Linked DNA regions of Homo sapiens: region 2 is linked to region 1. A link is an interaction called in ENCODE POLR2A ChIA-PET data of the cell type or tissue named here. Cell type or tissue: K562. All regions are shown on one strand.

What was found. Peaks named below come from ENCODE experiments on the same cell type or tissue, not always from the same donor. Only the 100,000 strongest peaks of a DNase experiment are listed, where the experiment ranks them.
Region 2: POLR2A ChIA-PET joins it to region 1 with 17 read pairs; 25 of 35 experiments call an interaction of 5 or more read pairs at or near these places.

Annotation. Positions count from the first base shown.
Region 1 is chr6:37,172,456-37,180,455 of GRCh38, forward strand. PIM1 (Pim-1 proto-oncogene, serine/threonine kinase) reads left to right here. Exons shown (of 6, transcript NM_002648.4): 5 at 541-717; 6 at 1,479-2,973. The coding sequence ends at 1,636. Among named protein-coding and RNA genes, the nearest start is that of PIM1, 6.3 kb to the left of the region's middle. RefSeq lists an enhancer at 1-55. In K562, a CTCF peak has its summit at 4,970; DNase peaks (open chromatin) are centred at 1,626, 1,886, 2,737 and 4,936; H3K4me3 peaks cover 4,061 bases.
Region 2 is chr6:37,034,611-37,042,610 of GRCh38, forward strand. No RefSeq gene overlaps it. Among named protein-coding and RNA genes, the nearest start is that of FGD2, 33 kb to the left of the region's middle. In K562, no CTCF peak of the experiment used is centred here; DNase peaks (open chromatin) are centred at 4,251, 4,959 and 7,781.

The DNA of each region.
Region 1 (8,000 bases):
TTCCAGTCTAGGGAGGAAAGGGTGTGGGTGTCTGCTCCTGCTTGCATCGGGTGGGGAGGAAGGCCTCCCAAAGGGCACCCTGACTTAGGATGTTGTGCAAGCATCCTTGCTTGGATCCTGTCGGCCATGAGAATCTCACCCGGGCTCCTGGGCAGTGGTGAATGCAATTTAAGGATAGTCTATGAGATACCTTTCTTGGTTGTGCAGACATGCATCCCTTCATCCTTCGCAGGCGGTCCTGCCTCACAGGGCCTCAAGTTTTGGGTCTGCGGCCAGCTGTGTTTGTTTCTTGGAGCAGTTCATAAAGAATTTCAGTTTATGGTTTGGGCTAGCAGAGAGGTGGGTAATGCTTTGGGTTGGAGAGATGCCGTAAGGTGCGCCTCCACTCTCCTTAGCCCAGAGGGAAAAATGGAGTTCACCTAGCTCCTGAGAGAAGGGATTTTTTTTTTTTTTAAAAGAAAGAGTTATATATACCACCCAGCTTCTTTGTGCTTGTTTTTGCTAAAAGTGTGTTTTCTCTTCTATTCCCTTGGCTCACAGGGACCCGAGTGTATAGCCCTCCAGAGTGGATCCGCTACCATCGCTACCATGGCAGGTCGGCGGCAGTCTGGTCCCTGGGGATCCTGCTGTATGATATGGTGTGTGGAGATATTCCTTTCGAGCATGACGAAGAGATCATCAGGGGCCAGGTTTTCTTCAGGCAGAGGGTCTCTTCAGGTAACTGATGGAAACCCCTGGCCATGGGGTTATTGGTCTTAATGGGGCTATTAGTCTTCATGGGACAGTCTTTGAAATTCTGGAGAGCTTCACTCTCCAGTAGATTCTGTCACCCTTGGCTTAGAATTGTAGGTGAGTGATTTACACTTGAGCTGGCCTCATAAATCACATGGTTTGCACTTGAGCTTTCCTTGGGAGGTCAGAGGAAGGCATGTGTGAGCATATTAAGAAGAAAAGACAATCTGGCTTCTCCAAAAACTTTTTTAAAGGTACCAACAGAAACCTGATAATTCCTGGCTGTTTTGCCAGGGAGTAAAAAGTTAAAAGCTCTTTTAGCATCTTCTTTAAGGCAGCAGCTCCAAATATTTTGGTACCAGTGACCTCACTGTGGGTGGTGTTCGTGTTTGTAAGTTGGTAGGTGAATTGAATCATTTCATCATGCTCAGTGGTGTCTCATCAAAATCTCTTGTCATCATCCTTCCTATTTCTGGTGAGTGGGTGTTGTGGGAAAGGCCCCCACTATTGAAGTTTGAAAACCACAGGTTTAAGAGGGGAGTCAGTTTTTAGCTGAAAGCAGACTGGAGGACCCAGATATTAGTCAATACCTTCCTATTGAAGGGTACCCAGCACAGTGTTCTAGAAAATGCTTGGCCTCCCTGGGACCCCAGACTTGTGGGCCTCTGAGAAGCAAATGGGGAAGACCTTTGCAGTGTAAAAACAAGTTGAGTCATTCATAACCTCGTCTATCCTCCTTTCTGCAGAATGTCAGCATCTCATTAGATGGTGCTTGGCCCTGAGACCATCAGATAGGCCAACCTTCGAAGAAATCCAGAACCATCCATGGATGCAAGATGTTCTCCTGCCCCAGGAAACTGCTGAGATCCACCTCCACAGCCTGTCGCCGGGGCCCAGCAAATAGCAGCCTTTCTGGCAGGTCCTCCCCTCTCTTGTCAGATGCCCGAGGGAGGGGAAGCTTCTGTCTCCAGCTTCCCGAGTACCAGTGACACGTCTCGCCAAGCAGGACAGTGCTTGATACAGGAACAACATTTACAACTCATTCCAGATCCCAGGCCCCTGGAGGCTGCCTCCCAACAGTGGGGAAGAGTGACTCTCCAGGGGTCCTAGGCCTCAACTCCTCCCATAGATACTCTCTTCTTCTCATAGGTGTCCAGCATTGCTGGACTCTGAAATATCCCGGGGGTGGGGGGTGGGGGTGGGTCAGAACCCTGCCATGGAACTGTTTCCTTCATCATGAGTTCTGCTGAATGCCGCGATGGGTCAGGTAGGGGGGAAACAGGTTGGGATGGGATAGGACTAGCACCATTTTAAGTCCCTGTCACCTCTTCCGACTCTTTCTGAGTGCCTTCTGTGGGGACTCCGGCTGTGCTGGGAGAAATACTTGAACTTGCCTCTTTTACCTGCTGCTTCTCCAAAAATCTGCCTGGGTTTTGTTCCCTATTTTTCTCTCCTGTCCTCCCTCACCCCCTCCTTCATATGAAAGGTGCCATGGAAGAGGCTACAGGGCCAAACGCTGAGCCACCTGCCCTTTTTTCTGCCTCCTTTAGTAAAACTCCGAGTGAACTGGTCTTCCTTTTTGGTTTTTACTTAACTGTTTCAAAGCCAAGACCTCACACACACAAAAAATGCACAAACAATGCAATCAACAGAAAAGCTGTAAATGTGTGTACAGTTGGCATGGTAGTATACAAAAAGATTGTAGTGGATCTAATTTTTAAGAAATTTTGCCTTTAAGTTATTTTACCTGTTTTTGTTTCTTGTTTTGAAAGATGCGCATTCTAACCTGGAGGTCAATGTTATGTATTTATTTATTTATTTATTTGGTTCCCTTCCTATTCCAAGCTTCCATAGCTGCTGCCCTAGTTTTCTTTCCTCCTTTCCTCCTCTGACTTGGGGACCTTTTGGGGGAGGGCTGCGACGCTTGCTCTGTTTGTGGGGTGACGGGACTCAGGCGGGACAGTGCTGCAGCTCCCTGGCTTCTGTGGGGCCCCTCACCTACTTACCCAGGTGGGTCCCGGCTCTGTGGGTGATGGGGAGGGGCATTGCTGACTGTGTATATAGGATAATTATGAAAAGCAGTTCTGGATGGTGTGCCTTCCAGATCCTCTCTGGGGCTGTGTTTTGAGCAGCAGGTAGCCTGCTGGTTTTATCTGAGTGAAATACTGTACAGGGGAATAAAAGAGATCTTATTTTTTTTTTTATACTTGGCGTTTTTTGAATAAAAACCTTTTGTCTTAACTCGTGGCTTCTAATCGTCTGTGCGGAGGCATTGCTAACCTGCATTTATTGAGCATTTGGTAAGTGCCAAAGAATTGTAGGAGAAAGGAATTCTCAGCCTAAATCTGGCTTCCTTCAACATTGGGATTTCTAGGATAGTCATCTTCCTGAAACGAATGTATGGTCAAGGGGTAGGACCAGTATTGTCAAAATTTGGGCAATATCTGGCATGGGAGGCCTAATAAAATAACCTTTTCCAGATTACAATTTTAAAGCTATGCAAATAGGATAGATGTGACAATTTTCAAGTGTTCAATAGCCATTTATGGCTAGTGGCCACCTCATATAAAACATCATTGCAGAAAGTTCTATTGGATGGGGCTGATCTAGAGATAACAAATACATACCTATTACCAAACTAACCCTTGAAGCTTTTATCAGTTGTCTGCCACTGATAGTAAAACATTTTGAGCATGTCCCCTTGGTACACGTGAAGTTTATTGAAAAACTATTGCCTCTATTACTCTCGGTTCCTGATTCAAGTTTCCTTCACCTTTAGTGTGAGGTTTAGTTTCTTTTCGAGACTGAGTCTCTGTCAACCAGGCTGGACCAGCTGGCGTGCCACTGCCAGTGGCACGATCTCGGCTCACTGCAACTTTCACTTCCCGGGTTCAAGCAGTTCTACCTCAGCCTCCTGAGTAGCTGGGATTACAGGCGCCCGCTGCCACGCCCAGCTAATTTTTGTATTTTAGTAGAGACAGGGTTTTACCATGTTGGCCAGGCTGGTCTCGAGCTCCTTGACCTTATGATCCGCCTGCTTCAGCCACCCAAAGTGCTAGGATTACAGGTGTGAGCCATCGTGCTCCGCAGCCTTTTTTTTTTTTTTTTTGAGATGGAGTGTCGCTCTGTTGCCCAGGCTGGGGTGCAGTGGTGCAATCTAGGCTCATCGCAAGCTCCGCCTCCCGGGTTTTAAGTGATTATCCTGTCTCAGCCTCCCGAGAAGTTGGGATTACAGGCATGTGCCACCAGGCCAGCTAATTTTGTATTAGTAGATACGGGGTTTCGCCATGTTGGCCAGGCTGGTTTGGAACTCCTGACTTCAAGTGATCTGCCTGCCTTGGCCTCCCAAAGTGCTGGGATTACAGGCGTGGGCCACCGCGCCTGGCCTAGTCTTTAACAATAGTATAATTTATTATGCAGCATAGAAAAAATAATAGAACAGTGTGGTGACACTAAAGTCGTGACCAGATAAGACCCAGTCTACAAAAAATAAGTGAAAATTAGCTGAGCGTGGTGGCATACACCTGTAGTCCTACCTATGCAGGAGGCTGAGGCAGGAGGATCGCTTGAACCCAGGAGCTCCAAGGTTGCAGTGAGTTATGATCACGCTATTGCACTCCAGCCTGGGCAACAGGTAACCCCACTTAAAACACACACACACACACACACACACACACACACAATAGTGGATGGGTAGAAATGTGAGTTTGACTTAAGGTTTCCCCCTCTGATGTGTTTGACAAAGGGCTAATATTGGGAGTAGGTGAAATGTTAGCTCTGCCATTTTCTTACTGCTTATTCTTGAATAATTAGTATTTTTAGTCCATGGTTTCTTTGCAGGGATCTGTTTAATAGGCCCTTTGTCCATTTTGTGTGAGTTTAGTTAAACTGGATGGCAAGACCCATGAATCCACTTTGTACGTGTGGCCTGAATACATCCTGATATTTTGAAAGCACACTGGAGTGCCATTGTCAATTCATATATTAAGTATTGGTAAATGTTGGTTTCTTGTTTCTTTATAAATATCCACAGTTATAATACTCCCTCCCTGGGGGTCATCATGCTCCCAACCCTCAATGCATCCACACACCCTTTGGACACTGGCCCATATGCACCCTCGAGGTTGCTGGAGGGTGCAGACTATAATACCCCTCACTCCTCATTGGGTTCTGGTGTATGTCTACCCTTAAGCTTAGACTAGATCCCATACCTCAGCTCAGCCCCCATGTGGCTATAAAGAGGAAGGAAGGATGTCTTGGTTCTGGGGGGCTGATTTTCTGAGGTTCCCCTTTTCTCTAATCTCTCCCATCCCCCACACAACATACACACACTACCAACATCTTGGAGCCTGAGGGTTGCATGCTTCGTCCTTTCCAGTAAAGCTGACACTTGGATAATTAAAAGTTGCCGCAAACTATTAACGAAATCAGGCAAAGCCCCACCCTTCTCTTTCTCGAAGTGAGTTTCTGGCAGTTTCCCCATCTAATGAGACTGCTGCGGGGGAATAGAAGAAAGTATCTCTGAATAAAGACAGATCGTGCTCCTGTTGGATGCAAGAGATTAAGAGTTTTAGGGGGAGGGTGAAAGGTCATATTTAATCTCTTCTCAGGGGCAGTTTGACATCTAGCGTGGAAAGGGAATCAGATAACCAATAAGTCTGCGGGGGATCAATGTCATGGCCAGAGGAATATAGAGAGCAATGGTTAAAAGCATTGACTTGGGAATCAGCCTTGAGCTTACTTATCTAGAAACCTTGGGCAAGTTATTACACCCTCTAAAACTAATCTCTAAACAGAGATACTCCTGGATTGGATTATTAGGAGACTGGGTTAAATAACAGATATACTTACATACAGAAAAACTACTATCTCCCGCTTACGGATGCATACACATGTAGCAAAAGTACAAAGAAGTACAGGGTGGGGTAGGGTGTGGTAGTTCACACCCATAATCCCAGCACTTTGGGAAGACAAGGAGGGATGATCACTTGAGCCCAGGAGTTTGAGACTAGCCTGGCCAACATGACAAAACCCCATCTCTACAAAAAAATAGAAGCATTAGCCGGACGTGGTGGTGCGTGCCGGTAGTCCCAGCTACTTGGGAGGCTGAGGTGGGAGGATCAATTGAGTCCGGGAGATGGAGGCTGCAGTGAACCAAGATGGCACCACAACATTCTAGCTTGGGTGAAAGAGCGAGACCCTGTCTCAAAAAAACAAAACAAAACAAAACAAACAAAAAAGTACAGGGTGATAATAAGTTTCCAGAGTCAGGGAAGTGGTTATTACCTTTGGGGAGAAGGGAGGGAGGTTGTGATTTGTGGAAAGAGACCTTCAACTATTTTGGCAATGCTTTATTCCATAAACTAGATGGTATGAGTAAGGTGTTTGTATTATTCTTTTCAACTTTTGGGTTGTTTTAAATGTTTTATGATAAACTTTATTTTTAAAAATTTTTCTCTGGCTGGGCGCGGTGGCTCACACCTGTAATCCCAGCACTTTGGGAGGCCGAGGCAGGCGGATCACAAGGTCAGGAGATCGACACCATCCTGGCTAACACAGTGAAACCCCATCTCTACTAAAAATACAAAAACTTAGCCAGGCATGGTGGCATGTGCCCATAGTCCCAGCTACCCAGGAGGCTGAGGCAAGAGAATCGCTTGAACCCAGGAGGCGGAGGTTGCAGTGAGCCAAGATAGCTAGCCACTGCACTCCAGCCTGGGCGACAGAGTGAGACTCCGTCTCAAAAACAAAAAAAATTTTTTTTCTTTGTTCTTTCTTTTTAAACATTTATTTATTTATTTTAGCTGGGAGTGGTGGCTCACGCCTGTAATCCCAGCACTTTAGGAGGCTGAGGCGGGTGGATCATCTGAGGTCAGCAGTTCAAGACCAGCCTGACCAACATGGTGAAACCCAGTCTCTACCAAAAATACAAAATTAGCTGGGCATGGTGGTGCATGTCTATAGTCCCAGCTACTCAGGAGGCTGAGGCAGGAGAATCACTTGAATCCAGGAGGTGGAGGCTGCAGTGAGCCACGATCACGTATAGCCTGGGCGACAGAGCGAAACTCTGTCTCAAAAAAAATATATATATTTATATATATAATATATAATATATATTATATATTATATTATATATTATACATAAATTATATATTATATATATAATATATAATATATAATATATATTATATATTATATATTATATATTATACATAAAATATATATAATATATATTATATATTATATTATATATTATATATAAAATATATATATAATATATATAATATTATTTATTTATTTTGAGACAGGGTCTCACTCTGTCACCCAGACTGGAGTGCAGTGGCATAATCTCGGTTCACTGCAACCTCCACTTCCTGAGTTCAAGCAATTCTCGTGCCTCAGCCTCCCAAGTAGCTGAGACTACAAGCGTGTGCTACCACACCTGTCTACTTTTTGTATTGTTAGTAGAGATGGGGTTTCACCATGTTTGCCAGGCTAGTCTTGAACTCCTGATCTCAAGTAATCCACCTGCCTTGGCTTCCCAAAGTGCTGGGATTACAGGTGTGAGCCACTGCGCCCGGTCCATTTTTTTTTTTTCTTTTGAGAGACAGATTTTTGCTCTGTATCCCAGGCTGGAGTGCAGAGGCATGAACTTGGCTCACGGCACCCAGGTTCAAGCGATTCCCCTGCCTCAGCCTCCCAAGTAGCTGGGATTACAGGGACCTGCCGCCATGCTTGGCTAATTTTTGTATTTTTAGTAGAGATGGGGTTTCATCTTCTTGGCCAGGCTGGTGTCAAACTCCTGACCTCAGGTGATCCGTCCACCTCGGCCTCCCAAAGTGCTGGGATTACAGGCACGAGCCACTGTCCTCAGCCTTTCACTTTTTCTTTTAATTGAGACAGGGTCTCACTACGTTGCTCAGGCTAATCTTTAATTCCTGGCCTCAAGTGATCCTCCCTCCTTGGCCTCCCAAAGTGCTGTGATTACAGGTGTGGAATATCATGCCCAGCCTATGATAAGCTTTTAAAAGTGATGAATATATTTGTGCGTATCATGTAGGAGGCAGCAGATGGAGTTATTACTGCCCTTGGCTGAGGGGATCTGGGAAGGCTTCAAAGAGGAGGTGGCATTTCACCTGGATTTTGAAGGATGGAGCCTTAGCCTGCTTCCCTGTAAAATAGGCACCAAACATGCAGATGGAGCAGAGAAATCTGGATGTGCTAAATGTTTTTCCCCCACTAGACCAGGAATCAGCAAACTATGGCCT
Region 2 (8,000 bases), 140 kb before region 1:
TCATTCACAAGGTGGGACGATGAACATGCACCCCATCCATTCATAGGGTCATTTCAAAGTCAAATTATGTAACAGGCGTAAAAGGATATTGAAAATGGGAAAGTGGGCTGGACGCGGTGGCTCATGCCTGTAATCTCAGCACTTTGGGAGGCTGAGGCAGGCAGATCACTTGAGGCCAGAAATTTGAGACCAGCCCGGCTAACATGGCGAAACCCCTTCTCTACTAAATATACAAAAATTAGCCAGGCTGGTGCATGCCTGTAATCCCAGCTATTTAGAAGTCTGAGGCAGGAGAATCACTTGAACTGGGGAGGCAGAGTTTGCAGTGAGCCAAGTTCATGCCACTGCACTCCAGCCTGGGCGACAGAGCAAGACTCCATCTCAAAAATTAAAAAAAAAAAAAAAAAGAAAAAGAAAAGAAAAGAAAAAAAGAAAGAAAGAAAGAAAAGAAAATGGTAAAGTGCTCAGCAAATGAGTGGATTATTAGTATATGGTTCTGTTTTCCAATTTTGATTTCCTCTCTTGCCTCTCAGAAGAATTCTTTGTCTGCTTCTGTTGTACCAGCATGCACAGTGCCCAGCAAGCTCCCAGATGCAGAGGCGATCAGGCAGTGTTGACTTCTCTTCCTGTGTTCTCTGCTGGGCTCTAATTTCTCTGATTTTTTTTTTTTTTTTTTTTTGAGATCGAGTCTCGCTCTGTCGCCCAGGCTGGAGTGCAATGGCACAGTCTCGGCTCACTGCAACCTCTGCCTCCCAGGTTCAAGTGATTCTTCCACCTCAGACTCCCAAGTAGCTGGAATTACAGGCGCATGCCACCACGCCCAGCTAATTTTTTTATTTTTGTAGAGACGGGGGTCTCACCATGTTGGCCAGGCTGGTCTCGAACTCCTGACCTCAGGTGATCCTCCCGCCTTGGCCTCCCAAAGTGCTGGGATTACAAGCGTGAGCCACCGTGCCCGGCTCTAATTTCTCATGTCTTTCAAGGAGACTCAATTCACCTCTCCTTTTCTCTTTCCATCATCAAGCCCAGACTCAGAGAGTGGGTGGGTTCACCCCAGCAGGCTCCTAGTGCTCAGACCAACACCAGTACTGCCACTCCTTGAATGGAGTCAGTACATGAATACATCTTAGACGTTTTAATGAAAGCCAGTTGGAAGTTATGCTTCACTTTCTAGAAACAGGCTTGAGTAAACTTTTTAGAAACATATTTATTTTTGTGGAGCAAGGCAATATATCCTGGTCTGACTTTATTTTTAAAATTATTTTGGGGGGTGGGGGTAAGGGGAGGGAGAGCATTAGGACAAATAGCTAATGCATACAGGGCTTAAAACCTAGATGACGGGTTGATAAGTGCAGCAAACCACCATGGCACATGCATACCTATGTAACAAACCTGCACACTCTGCATATGTATCCCGGAACTTAAAGTAAAATAAATAAACACATAAATACATAAAATTATTTTTAATATACAATAATCCCTTGCTATCCATGGGAGATTGGTTCTGGGAACCGTCCCCCCTCCACCGCAGATACCAAAATCTTCAGATGCTCAAGTCCCTGATATAAAATGGTACCATATTTGCATGTAACCTATGCCCATCCTTCCACATACTTTAAATCGGGGGGGGGTCCCCAAACCCCAGACCGTGGACCAGTACCAGCCTATACCTGTCAGGAACAGAGCCACACAGCAGGAGGCAGGCATCTGGCAAGCTAGCATGACCGTATGAGCTCCCCCTCCTGTCAGATCAGCAGCGGCATTAGATTCTCAGAGGCGCGCAAACCGTATTGCAAACTGAGCATTCGAGGGGTCTAGGCTGCGCGCTCTTTATGAGACTATAACGCCTGATGATCTGAGGTGGAACAGTTTTATGCCCCGGTCAATGGAAAAATTGTCTTCCACAAAACCAGTCCCTGGTGTCAAAAAGTTTGGAGATTGCTGCTTTAAATCATCTCTAGATTATTTATAATGTCTAATATACTGTAAAAAATATGTAAATAGGCTGGGCATGGTGGCTTACACCTGTAATCCTAGCATTTTGGGAGGCCGAGGTGGGCGGACCACCTGAGGTCAGGAGTTTGAGACCAGCCTGGCCAACATGGCGAAACCCCGTCTCTACTAAAAATACAAAAATTAGCTCGGTGTGGTGGTGCGCTCCTGTAATCCCAGCTACTGGGGAAGCTGAGGCAGGAGAATGGCTTGAACCCAAGAGGGGGAGGTTGCAGTGAGCCAAGATCACGCCATTGCACTCCAGGCTGGGTGACAGAGCAAGACTCCATCTCAAAAAAAAAAAAAAAAAAAAATAGCCGGGTGTGGTGGCAGGCACCTACCTGTAATCACAGCTACTCAAGAGGCTGAGGTAGGAGAATCACTTGAACCCAGGAGGCAGAAGTTGCAGTGAGCCAAGATCATGCCATTGCACTCCAGCCTGGGTGACAATAGTGAGACTGTCTCAAAAAAAAAAAAAAGTATATGTATACGTAAATAGTTGTTAGGCTATATTGTTTAGAGAACAATGATTTTTTTTTTTGAGACAGGGTCTCACACCATCACCCAGGTTGAAGTGCAGTGGCCTAATCTCGGCTCACTGCAGTCTCCATCTCCCAGGCTCAAGTAATCCTCCCACCTCGGTCTCCTGAGTAGCTGGGACTACAGGCACATGCCACCACATTCAGCTAATTTTTTTGTATTTTTGGTAGAGATGGGGTTTTGCCATGTTCCTCAGGCTGGAAGAATAATGATTCTTTTTAAAGTCTATATGTATTCAGTACAGATGCAAACACCCATTTTAAAAAATATTTTTGATTCATGGTTGGTTAAATCTGTGGATATGGAACCCACAGATATGGAGGGCTGACTGTATTTTATCATGTCATTAGAATACATCACTTTTTTTGAAGCATAATTTAAAATAAAGTGCATAGAACTTAAGTGTATGGATTGATGACTTTTCATGTGTGTTCACCCACGTAACCATCAAGATCCAGAATGAAGGCTCAGAAGACGTCCAGGGCCCCGGAGGGCTCCCTTGTGCCCCCTCCCAGTCAGTACCCACCCCGCAGTAGTGATTTAATTTTGGATAGGCAATACATTCACATGGTACAATTCAAAAAGTACAAAAGGTAAACTAGAAAATCTCCCTCCCATCCTGCTGCCAGAGACCCATTTTTTGGAGGGGTGGAGGAGAGACAGGGTCTTGCTCTGTCACCCAAGCTGGAGTGCAGTGACACAATCACGGCTCACTACAGCCTTAACCTCCCCGGCTCAAGTGATCCTCCCACCTCAACCTCCTGAATAGCTGGGACTACAGGCGCACTCAGCTGTACCTGGCTAATTGTTTGTATTTTTTGTAGATACAGAGTCTCACCATGTTGTCCAGGCTAGTCTCGAACTCCTGGGCTCAACCCATCTGCTCAGCTCAGCCTCCCAAAGTGTTGAGATTACAGGTGTGAGCCACTGCGTCCAGCCTCAGACACGCATTTTTTCTCCCATGAGAAAATATTACTGGTTTCTTGCAGACGCTTCCAAAGAAAGGAGATACACACACTTTATATATTATATCATATCATATTATACTATATTAATTTTCTCACCTTTTTACACAAAAGATACATAACTAGTCAATTGTGTACTTTTTGCTTAACAACTTACAATGCTAGAATCATTTCAATAATTAGCAAATTAATATATTTACCAAAAAGTGCCCCTTACAAAAGAGTTGGTTTATTAAAATTCAAACCTTCATTACCAAACACTTCAATGATGCTTGGCTTTACAGCCCTCTGAAGGTCCTTAGGCAGTAAGCCCTGCTGCTACATCAGAAAATGCAATTCAATTAGGAAGACGTGATTCATGTTAACTTCTCGGCAGCCCTCCCAATAAACCGTGCTGTGAGATTCTGCCGTCTTGGTATTACCTCTTCCTTTATAGCTGTTATCAATAATAACCACACGGATTTATATTAGCAGTAACTCATGAGCTCTAAAGAACATGTGTAAGACACACACAAAAATGTGACTGAAATTTGAAGCATAAATTGTGGAATTTCTCAAAGGCCTGAATTATTGGAGCTTATTAGGTTGAGGTGAATCAAAGTGGAAAGAACTATTTTGCCCTTTTAGATGTATTAAGCAGTTTTCCTGGGAAATTGGTCAAGAGAACCGACTGGTGTTGTGTGAACTTCTCGGAAAGAGCAGGTCTGGCCCTGCCAGAAGGCAGCTGAGAGAGTTGGGCTGGGCTGAGTTCCAGGAAACAGAGTAGGGGCTAGTTAGGAGTGGGAAGGCTAGCAGGATGATGCAAATTCAAATCCCCAGGTACATCAGCAAGGCCAGAGGGTATAAACAGAGCCCCAAACCAGAGCCACAGCCAGTGGGCAGGGCTCTGGAGCTGGACTGGCTGAGAATGGGCTTAGGTGCAAGTTGGGAGACACTGGATCATCGCCAAGAATAAGGGCAAAGTCTGGCCGAGCGCAGTGGCTCACACCTGTAATCCTAGCACTTTGGGAGGCCAAGGCGGGCAGATCATGAGGACAGGAGTTCGAGACCAGCCTGGCCAATATGGTGAAACCTCGTCTCTACTAAAAATACAAAAATTAGCCGGGCGTGGTGGCACGTGCCTGTAGTCCTAGCTACTCAGGAGGCTGAGGCAGTAGAATTGCTTGAACCCAGGAGGCGGAGGTTGCAGGGAGCCGAGACTGCACCACTGCACCACAGCCTGGGTGACAGAGCGAGACTCCATCTCAAAAAAAAAAAAAAAAAAAAAAAAAAAAAGAATAAGGGCAGGGCAAAGTCCACTAGTCTCTGGGAGAGTGTGTGGGGCACGCTGACTCAGTATGGGAACAGATACATATGGGCTTTGCAAAGGGTCCGCATGGAGAATTGTAACAATAATAGCCCCAAACAGAATCAAGTTCCCTGTGTCCATGCTCTTTTGCAATGTAACTTTGTTGCTTCCACTACCACAAGGTGGAATCTATTTCACCATCCCTTGAATCTGAGTTGGTCTTGTGACTTGCTGTGACCAATAGGATGTGGCAGAAGTGATGCTGAGCAGGCCGGGCGTGGTGGCTAATGCCTGAAATCCCAGCACTTTGGGAGGCAGAGGTGGGTGGATCGCTTGAGGCCAAGAGTTTGAGATCAGCCTGGGCAATGGTAAAATCCAGTCTCTACAAAAAAATTTTTTTAAAATTTAGCCAGGCATGGTGGTATGTACCTGTAGTCCCAGCTACTCTGGAGGCTGAGGTGGGAGGATCACTTGAGCCCAGGGGGCCAAGGTTGCAGTAAGCTATGATCACGCCATTGCACTCCAGCCTTGGTGACAGAGTGAGACTCCATCTCAAAAAAAAAAAAAGTGATGCTGGGCAGCTTCTGAGGCTGGGCTTCTGCTTTCGTGCTTTTGGAGTGCTTTCATAATTACGTGAGGAACCTGGCCTGAAAGACCACAGGAAGAGAGAGGCCCAGGCACCCCAGCCAGTCTAGACCACCTAACCCAGCGAAGCCATTAGCAGACTGTTGCTGTGTGAATGAAAACAGCAGAGGAACCATCTAGCCAACCCACAGAATTGCAAGAATAATAAACAGCTGTTCTAAGTCACTAAGTTTAGGGATGGTTTGTTACACAGCATTACATAACTGATACATCCATCTACACTATCAGCGTACCACTCAGGTCAACAAAGGGTATCTCATGTTGTGCAAACTCAGAATTGAGACCCAAATTGTAAGCATTTTATGTGTTAATAATTATATTCTCCAGAACCCTTTCACATGTTCCTTTTATTTTTCTGAGGCAGGGTCTTGCTCTGCAGCCCAGGCTGGAGTATACTGGCATGATCGTGGCTCACTGAAGCCTTAACCCTCTGGGATCAAGTAATCCTTCCACCTCAGTCTCCTGAGTAGCTGGGACCACAGAAACATGCCACCATGCGTGGGTAATTTTTGTTTGTTTGTTTGTTTTGAGATGGAGTCTCTCTCTTTCGCCCAGGCTGGAGTGCAGTGGCACAATCTCGGCTCACTGAAAGCTCCGCCTCCCGGGTTCACGTCTTTCTCCTGCCTCAACCTCCCGAGTAGCTGGGACTACAGGCGCCCGCCACTGCGCCTGGCTAATTTTTTTTTTGTTTGTATTTTTTTAGTAGAGACGGGGTTTCACTGTGTTAGCCAGGATGGTCTCGATCTCCTTATCTAGTGATCCACTTGCCTCGGCCTCCCAAAGTGCTGGGATTACAGGCGTGAGCCACCACGCCCGGCCATGACTGGCTAATTTTTTAAATTTTTTGTAGAGATGGGATTGCACCATGTTGCCCAGGCTGTTCTCAAATTCCTGGGCTCAAGCAATCCGCCTGCCTCGGCCTTGAAAAGTGCTAGGATTACAGGCATGAGCCACCACGCTCAGCTCCACAGGTTCTATCTAATTTGTCATGACAACCCATTGAGAAAGAGGAAAAGGAAATGTGGTATCTCTCCATTAAACAGATAAGAAAACTGAGGCTCAGAGAGATATGTGGCTGTCCCAAGATTACTCAGCAAATCAGTAAAGGTGCTGTTATAGACTGAACTGTGTCCCCCCAAAACTTATATGATGAAGCCCTAGTCCCCAGTGTGATTATATTTGGAGATAGGACCTTTAAAGAGGTAATTAAGATTAAAGGAGGTCATAAGGGCCTTAATCCAACATGACTGGTATCATAAGTAAAAGAAGAGACAGGCCGCGTATGGTGGCTCACGCCTGTAATCCCAGCAATTTGGGAGGCTAAGGCGGGAGGATTGCCTGAGGTCAGGAGTTTGTGACCAGACTGGCCAACATGGTGAAACCCTGTCTTTACTAAAAATACAAAAATTAGCTGGGCGTGGTTGTGGGCGCCTGTAATCCCAGCTACTCAGGAGGCTGAGGCAGGAGAATCACTTGAACCCAGGAAGTGGAGGTTGCAGTGAGCTGAGATCGTGCCACTGCACTCCAGCCTGGGCAACAAGAGTGAAACTCTGTCTTAAAAAAAGAAAAAAAAAGAAAAAGAAGAGACATCAGGGATGCGTGTGCAGAGGAAAGGCAGCAGTGAGAAGGCGGCCGTCTGCAAGTCAAGGAAAGAGGCCTCAGGAGAAAAAAACCTGTGATACTTTGATCTTAGACTTGCAGCCTCCAGAACTATGAGACAATAAATTTCTGTTGTTTAAGCGACCCAGTTTGTGGTATTTTCTTATGGCAGAAACTAATATAGCAACTAAACTAGCAAACTAATATAGATACCGCTACTCAAATTTAGCTCTTATGCTTTCTTAGAAGGAATTTTCTTAAAACAATGACATACCATTTCTTGCATATCAAATTGGCAGAGATTTTTAATTAAAAGATAAACTTAGTGCTAGTAAAGATACAGAGAAATTGACTTTCTCAATCACCAGGGGTTGGAATCTAAATTAGTACAACTTTCTAAAGGAGATTTGGCAATACATATAGAAAGTCTTTAAAATCTACTTACTAACATATGGTAATAGCAAAATATTGGAAATAACCTATGGCAGACTGTATTTTCTAAAGATGGAAGCACTGATATATCCCATTTCCCATGCTCTTCTTATAATGCGATGTTAGCATCCTCCTTTGAGAGGTAGGGTCAATTCCCTCTGCTTGAACCTGGGCAAACCTTTGTAGTTGCCATAACCAATAGAATGTAGTGGAAGCAAAGGTGTGTGGCTTCCAAGGCTCGGTTATAAAAGGCATCACAGCTTCTGCCTCAGCTTCCTGGACAGCTTCCAGAGGACACTCGAGCAGCTCTGTGGAGAGATCCATGTAGAGAGGAACTGAGGCCCCCACCTACAGCCAGCACCAGCTTTCCAGCTGTATGAGTGAGTAACTCTAGACATAGATTTTCTTGAGCCCAGTATGGTGGCTCATGCCTGTAATCCCAGCACTTTGAGAGGCCAAGGTAGGGGATTGCTTGAGCCCAGGAGTTTGAAACCAGCCTGAGAAAAACAGTGAGACTCCTATTGCTACAAAAAATTGAA